Regions from separate parts of the Mus musculus genome. Here regions 2 and 3 are each linked to region 1. A link is a loop called in an ENCODE intact Hi-C map of the cell type or tissue named here. Cell type or tissue: gastrocnemius. All regions are shown on one strand.

The links. Hi-C counts contacts between places; a loop is a spot of excess contacts. Peaks named below come from ENCODE experiments on the same cell type or tissue, not always from the same donor. Only the 100,000 strongest peaks of a DNase experiment are listed, where the experiment ranks them.
Region 2: it touches region 1 in a loop (2.0-fold over the local background); 8 of 42 quality-filtered maps call a loop at or near these places.
Region 3: a loop joins it to region 1, with 11 times the contacts of the local background. A loop is called at or near these places in 2 of 42 quality-filtered maps.

Annotation. Positions count from the first base shown.
Region 1 is chr1:172,118,691-172,121,190 of GRCm38, forward strand. It overlaps Copa (coatomer protein complex subunit alpha), which reads left to right. Exons shown (of 33, transcript NM_009938.4): 28 at 151-287; 29 at 497-683; 30 at 768-878; 31 at 1,187-1,348. Among named protein-coding and RNA genes, the nearest start is that of Pex19, 6.8 kb to the right of the region's middle. In gastrocnemius, a CTCF peak has its summit at 1,182 (motif pointing right); a DNase peak (open chromatin) is centred at 1,236.
Region 2 is chr1:172,048,101-172,050,600 of GRCm38, forward strand. No RefSeq gene overlaps it. Among named protein-coding and RNA genes, the nearest start is that of Nhlh1, 8.2 kb to the right of the region's middle. In gastrocnemius, no CTCF peak of the experiment used is centred here; DNase peaks (open chromatin) are centred at 237 and 1,481; H3K4me3 peaks cover 1,058 bases; H3K27ac peaks cover 795 bases.
Region 3 is chr1:172,356,257-172,358,756 of GRCm38, forward strand. The region is part of intron 1 of Kcnj10 (potassium inwardly-rectifying channel, subfamily J, member 10); the gene reads left to right. Among named protein-coding and RNA genes, the nearest start is that of Kcnj10, 16 kb to the left of the region's middle. In gastrocnemius, no CTCF peak of the experiment used is centred here; DNase peaks (open chromatin) are centred at 1,484 and 2,317.

The DNA.
Region 1 (2,500 bases):
ATAGGTGTTTAAATGGAGTAGATCCTGTAGTTGACTATATTTTAGTACTGAGAAAGCAATACAGAGAAGTAAAATACCTTGCCCAAGTTTGATTTAATTTTTACTTGGTAGAAAACAAATCCCTATGTTTCTTTTTTTCTTGTGTTCTAGCTTCTCCATGATCAGGTGGGAGTAATCCAGTTTGGCCCCTATAAGCAACTGTTCCTACAGACATATGCCCGAGGCCGCACCACCTATCAAGCGCTGCCCTGCTTGCCCTCCATGTATAGTTACCCTAATCGCAATTGGTAAGTCCCCTTGCTCTCTGCTGTGTGTTTCAGTAGAGTGGATATTTCAGATGATAGCCACAGTGACATGGGGTTTGGTTTATACCAGCTGCCATCCTATTTCCAGTTATTCCCACAGTAGTGGGTTGGTGACTGTGTTTGATAAGAACAGAACGGAATCCTAGTTTGCTATTGACTATTCTTCTTTCTTCATAATTTTCCCTTTCCAGGAAGGATGCAGGGCTAAAGAATGGAGTACCAGCTGTAGGCCTAAAGCTTAATGACCTGATCCAACGTTTGCAACTGTGTTATCAGCTCACCACAGTTGGCAAGTTTGAGGAAGCTGTGGAAAAATTCCGTTCCATCCTACTCAGTGTGCCTCTTCTTGTTGTGGACAATAAACAGGAGATTGCAGAGGTAGGAGGAGTCTAGCCACTTACTCGATCCTGGCCACCTCCATAGTCTTGTCTATGTCGTGACTGTCCTCTGCAACCTCTTCAGGCCCAGCAGCTCATCACCATTTGCCGTGAATACATTGTGGGTTTGTGCATGGAGATAGAAAGGAAGAAGCTACCTAAGGAGACCCTAGACCAGCAGAAGCGCATCTGTGAGGTAAGATGGGGAGACCAGCACCACGTGGGCACATCCTCATAACCTTCAGTTCCGGCTAAAATTGTTTGGTTTGGAAGTTTCTTGGCTTTGGGGAGGAAGAGAAATTGGAGGTCATCTCCGTGACGAGGTGTTCCATTTCTCCGCTGTCGTCCTCACTCATGAGTTCTTGTAGTTTAAGAGGAAGAGCTAATCTGTCTTATAGATAGTTGTGTTGGCTTTGTATTGTTTTGGTTTTTTTTATAATTGTGTGGCTGTTAATAAACAACAGCTGAACTTCAGCCTGCTTTGTGTTCCTTTCTGTCCACTAGATGGCAGCCTACTTCACACACTCAAATCTGCAGCCTGTGCATATGATCTTGGTGCTGCGGACAGCCCTCAACCTTTTCTTCAAGCTCAAGAACTTCAAGACAGCTGCCACCTTTGCCCGACGCCTGCTGGAACTTGGGCCCAAGCCTGAAGTAGCTCAGCAGGTACAGGGGAATTCCATCAGTGACTTGAGGGGAACCAGATCTTAAATGGAAGATGCAGAAGCCAATATCTTTCTCCCTGAAACAATGTACATACAGCACTGAACCCAAGAAAGCTAATAGAGTGTTCTGCCCTCTGGTTACTTACTGACCTTGGGGCATCTTTTTTCCCTTGAAACCAAAGTAATAATTTATTCAGATATGGCATTCTAAAATACTCTATATAGATGTTTAAATGGAGTAGATCCTATAGTTGACCTGACTGTATTTTAGTACTGAGAGAGCAATACAGAGAAGAAAAATACATTGTCCAAGTTATGATTTCATTTTTTCCCCCCCTGTGGCCCTGGCTGTCCTGGAACTCACTGTGTAGACTAGGCTATCCTTGAACTCACAGAAATTTGCCTGCCTCTGTCTGTCTCCCAAGTGCTGGGATTAACAGTGTGCACCACCACAGCCAGCTTGATTTAATTTTTAACTTGACATTTGTGTTGGGCTTGCTGGCCCTTCTACTGTGGCGCTACAACCCAGAGTAGCTCCAGTGCCCTTGCAGGTGATGCACCTATCCTTAAGCTTCAGGTGACCCATCTTGTCCTCTGATACTTTTCACTCATATTCCAGTATCTATTCCACCCAAAAACATTCTCCTTGGGCACTAGAAACCTGTCTCAACTCTTTCTGGGGCCCAATCCTGATAATCTAATCCCCAGATGTGGACAGAATTGTGGCTTTAGAGCAGTGGAACCATGTTGGAGAAAGAGAAAGATTTCACTGTGTAGCCCAAACTGGCCCTCAAACTCCTGAACCTCCTGCGTCTGCCTTCTGAGCTCTGGGGTGTAGCAGTACAACCAGCACAGTGGCCTTGTCATTTTTTTCACATATGTCCTGTGCAGAGGATGGAACCTGTATTCTCACAGCATAGTTACTTGCGTTGTCATGTCCTGGTTTTTGAGACTGTCTCAGTATAAACTCAGGCTGTCCTAGAACTTGAGATCCTCCTGTTCCTGTGTGCTGGGATTATAGAAATAGGCCATCATGCCCAGCATATACTTACACCTTGTATCGGAGATTGTGTTGCTTTCTGTACTCTTAAATAAAATCTTCCTTCCTTCCTTCCTTCCTTCCTTCCTCCCTCCCTCCCTCCCTCCCTCCCTC
Region 2 (2,500 bases), 71 kb before region 1:
TGCAGCAAATTCAAGGTCAGCCTGGGCTGAATAGTGAGAGGCTCTGTTTCAAAAATACTAATAGGAAGAGGAGGGGGAAGGGGGAGAGAGGGACCAAGGGAGGGATGGAGGGAAGAAGAGAGAGAGGGGGAGGGTTCGAGGGAGGAGTAGAGGGACGAGGGAAGGGAACTGGATCACCACCAGGCCTTTGGCTACCACGCATGGGCTGGGCTTTCCCCTCTAGCACAGCACTGCTGCTGCTGCCTGCTGCCTGGCCTGCTTCTCCCCCTACTCCACACCTCCCAGTCTTACAGGCCCATGGGTTTCTGTGTTCTTCTGTGTTAATGATCTGTAGAGGTGACTCTCTTGTTAGCTCTCGCCTTCCACCCGGTCTAACTTGAGAGCACAGACAAGGTCTTTAGAAAGAAGCAGGAAGATAAAGGATGGGCCTTCCAGGAAGAGGAAGAGGAGGAGGCAGGGAAGGCAAGCCCTCCTCCGGGCATTGAGAAGGAAGGGGTGGGGGGAGCTGAGAGAGAAGCACCGGCATTCTATGCCCAGGCTGTAAAGGGGCACAAACAGGACCCTCATTGTGTGGGCACAAAGGAGCCATATGTCTGCCAGTCTACAGCACAGTGTGTGTGTGTGTGTGTGTGTGTGAGTGAGAGAGAGAGAGAGAGAGAGAGAGAGAGAGGGAGAGAGAGAGAGGGAGAGGGAGAGGGAGAGGGAGAGAGAGAGAAGGAAGGGCTGGCTCAGAGACCCCATTATGAAGCCCTTGGGGTCTTGCCTTCTGCTGTCACTGACTTAAGGGCTTTCTGAGACAGAGGGCAGGGGAGCAATTATTATAGCAGACACAGGACTTAGAAAATCAGGGGCCTGTGGTCACCGGGGCATGAACAGCCGAAAGAGGGGCATGCTGTGCGTGGGAGCTAGAAGAGGAAAGAGGGGTGCCGAGTCAGATTGTCCCCCTCCTGGGTCCTTCATAACCTACCCTCCCACGGCACCACACACACACACTCTGCTCACAACCCGCTGCCTCTGGATCTGGGTTTTGTTTTCCTGTTTCTGTCTTCTTTCATTTTGTTTCTTCTTTGGGTTTTTGAGAGAGGATCTTGCTATGTAACCCTGGTTGGCCCAGAACTCTCTATATAACCAAGCCTGGGCTTCAAATTTGGGGGGGGGGGCTTCTCTTGTCTCCGCCTCCCTGGTCCTGGGAATCCAGGAGTCACCACACCCTACTTTCGAGCCCAGGAGCTGGTTCTGGAACAGTGTGAGATGAACCGTGGTGTTCTGTCCCTTTCCTTTCTCCCTGCCCGTTAGCTCTGCAGCCCCCACTTTTCTCTCCTTCCCTCAGCCCAGAGACTGCCATCTCCCTCACCACTCCACTTTGTATGTCACACTCTTCCCCCCCCCACCCCCGTGTGCCCCTCCTCCAATCTCCTATGCTCTCCTCCCTCTCTTTCTCCTTCCCTGTCCTGCCACGCAGAGCAGAGCGGCAGCCGGCAGCCGAGGCCAATTGATTATCTGAAGAAATTTGGAGTTAGCAGCAGAACAGCTGCAGCGGTCCCCTCTCGCCATCCTCAGGCCCTGAGGGACCTGGGAGGGGAGGGGCCCCTGACCCTTCCGCTCTCCAGCCTGGGAGGGACCACGAGGTGCTCCCTGAGCACAAGGCATAGTGCTCATACTTGGAATCACACCCCAGCCCCTGGGGCTTGGGTTATAATCCCAGACTATCATCATAGGAAGTCACGGTACCTTTCTCAATATAGGCACTTGTCTTTGAAACAAAGGATGTTAGCAGACATGGTGGCACACACCTGTCATCCAAGCTTTCGGGAGGCAGAAACAGGTGGATGGCAGGCTAAAGGCCAGCCTGGGCTAGTTAATGTGACTTTGTCTCAAAATAAGTAAATAAATAAACAGTTGAAGTTGTTGGGCAGATACAGTCGTGTACCCTTGTAATTCTAGCACTGGGGAGACTGAGGCAGAGGGATGGCCAGTCAGAGGCTAACCCGAGCTACATAGAGATACCTGGCCTTGAGGTTTGTTATAAGTTAAAGAAGGAAGGCAGGCAGGAAGAAAGGTAAGGAGGCAGGGAGGAAAAAACTGGACCTGGTGATCTTCCGGGGTCCTTCGGACATTAGTCTCTTGGAGTTCTCAGATTTCCCTGGTCTCAGTTCAGCCCACGCTCTCACCAGGCTCTGGGCATAAAATATTTCATTTAACTCACACACAAGGAAGCAGACATGGAATCTTGGGAGTTCCTTCCCAGCCCTGATCTAAACCCCTCTTGCTGATGGCATGCAGTAGTCATATCTGAAGCACCGGAGGACATCTCTGCATCTTCTCCCCACAGCCTTTACCTTCAGCCATTTTACAAGCAAAGCCAGGAGAGGCTCTCCCAGGGTCTCCAGCCAGAGTGTTTCACCTGAAGTGGGAATGTGCTCTAAGTGTCTCTCTACAGACTGGATTTTTCCAGCCCCTCTACTTGAATTCCTTTTTGTTAGACTGGGTGTTTCTGAGG
Region 3 (2,500 bases), 240 kb after region 1:
AAGTCTCTGACTTTGAAAAGCTGTGGCGCAATGTCTCTGGAGCACAGTAGGAGTCTAAATATTTCTGCCTGGGAGCCTGGAGCAGCCTGGGGCAGAGAGACCACTAGGACTAGGGAGGGGCCTTGAGGGGTGAAAAGATTTTAGAGCGAAGAGGGGTGTGGGAGAGAGTTGGGGCAGAGGTGGCTTTCCATGGAGAGAGCTGCAGGGGAACAGGTGAGGAGACAAGTGGGGGAGGGTCGGCAGTGTTCTCCATGGCAGAAACAGGAGCCCAGGGAGAAGGAGAAGCTTCCAGAGAGAGGCGGGGCAGATGGCGGTGGAGGATTCCGGGTACCATGTCAAGCAGTTTTGTCATGAAAGTTCAAATAATTCATTGAACAATCTCAAGCCCGTGCTGAATGATGGACCAGGCTGGGCTGTGGAGCTCTGAGGTAGCTGTGGGGTGGGGGTGGGGGTGGGGAGGAGAGTCTGCGTAGGAGGAACGGGGAGTCGCTGTACCATTTCAGGAGAAAGAGAACACAAGATTGAATGATGGGGACCTCAGAAAATGGGGAGATTCACAGAAAGGCAGAATTGATAAGACCTGGTGACCAATGGGCTGGGGAGCAAGAGAGACCAGATATCCAGCCTGGGCACTGAGTGAACGGATGACAAGTCTCTGAACAAGAGGAAAACACACGAAGGCTGGTGAGCTGGCTTAGTGGGGACCGGAGCCTGCAGCCAGGCCTGGATACCTGAGGAACTGCATGGGGGAGAGAGAACGAACTGACCCTTACAAGTTGTTCTCTGATGTCCACAGGTGTGCTACAGCACCCAGATAAATAAACGTAATAAGCTTTTAAAAAGAGAGGCAGAGGGAACCTAGGAAGTGAGATGTCAGTGAGAAACAAGACTGCATCTCTAGCCCTCCGGAACTCATGAAGAGCTTGTATGTTCGTGACCTCCATGTCGTTAGCCCCCCTTTTGCAGATGAAGGGGCAAGGAAGCTCAGAAACTCTAGTGATTTGCCTAGACTCTTAAAGCCTAGTAGCGCTACAGGTCAGGGTTTCTACCACACTTCATGCAATTGAAGCAGCAAACAAACAGCCAACAACAACAACAACATTCCAAAGAGTGTGTCAGGAAGGGACCACCTGTCATCAGTCTCCAATGCTGGGCTTGAGAACTGAGAAAACGCCCTTAGAGTTAACAAACGGAACACATCTCCGACCTTGGAGAGAACTTCCCGGTTGGCCCAGAGTGGCTGCATGGATCAAACAGAAGCGGTCTAAAGTTGTGTAGGTGCTTCCCCGAAGGCAAATTTTCTGCTCTCCTGAGGTGGTTGCTACTATTACTTGAATTGCTAGTGTTATTGAACCATTTCCTATAGATGCTCTGTGATCTGTTTAATTTTTAATTTGCAGTTACATGTAGTCCAACCTAGCTGCAAAAGGAGTGGGTTAGTGTGTGGGTAGAGGGTAGGAGACGCTGAGGGCACCCTGCCAGACTAGGGAGCCCTGCCCCCTGGTGGCCAGGACTTAAACCTGCAGCCTAGGAGAATGGTAGGTCAAGGCCAAACTTGAAGTTTGTAGTTTTGAAGTTCTCTCCCATCTCTGAGATGGGGGGTTTATCTGATACATAAATAAGTTTTATTACTTCAATCAATAGCATTAAACAGAAGTTGGACTAGAATCTATGGAGTTCAAGGTTAGACTGTGACTGATTTGAGATCTAAGGCAGAGGCGACCCACAAAGGAGAGATCTAGAACAGATATGTTGCTTAGCATCCAGTTTCTTCCTAACTCAACCTAGACTTTAGCTTTCCCCCAGTGTCCCTGGGAACGGTTCCAGTGTCTCATATCTTACTGATAGAAAATATAAGACGGGCTCTTGCTTAGTGGATAGAGTGCTTGCCCGGCATGCACAAATCCCCCAAACACCACATTAGTGGATTCTGCTCAACTGCAACCCTGGCATTTGGGTGATAGAGGCAAGAGTCATCTTTAGCCGCATTATGAGTTCAAGGACAGCCTGAACTACATAAGATCCTTCTCCCTCTCTCGGGGGGTGTCTTAGGGGGAATGGAGTTTTTCCTATTCAGTGTTTCCTGCTAAATCATTCTGTTAGTTGACTTTTCTGACTTTTCCATTGAGGCAAAGGAAGATGGGTTAACGACTCCAAGCAAATGTCCCGAGGTGAAGATTCACACGGGGCCAGGTTTGGAGACTCTCCGGACCATTGGAGCTGAGACTAATGAGGAGGCAGTGGTACAGCTCTGTCCTCAGTTGAACTCTACACGGTGCCAAGTCCTCACAAAGGACTAGTTTACTGAAGAGCTCAGGATGTGCAGTTCTGTAGACGCAGACAACAGCTAAGAGCAGATACCATGTCTGGACCACACAAATCAGGGAGGAAGTGTGCTGAAGGTGATGTGGGAGATTGAGAGGTACACAAGGAGGTCGTGTGCCACGGACGGGGTCATCCTCCCTTTTCAGCCAGGGACAGCGGGTTCTCTGAGATGCCA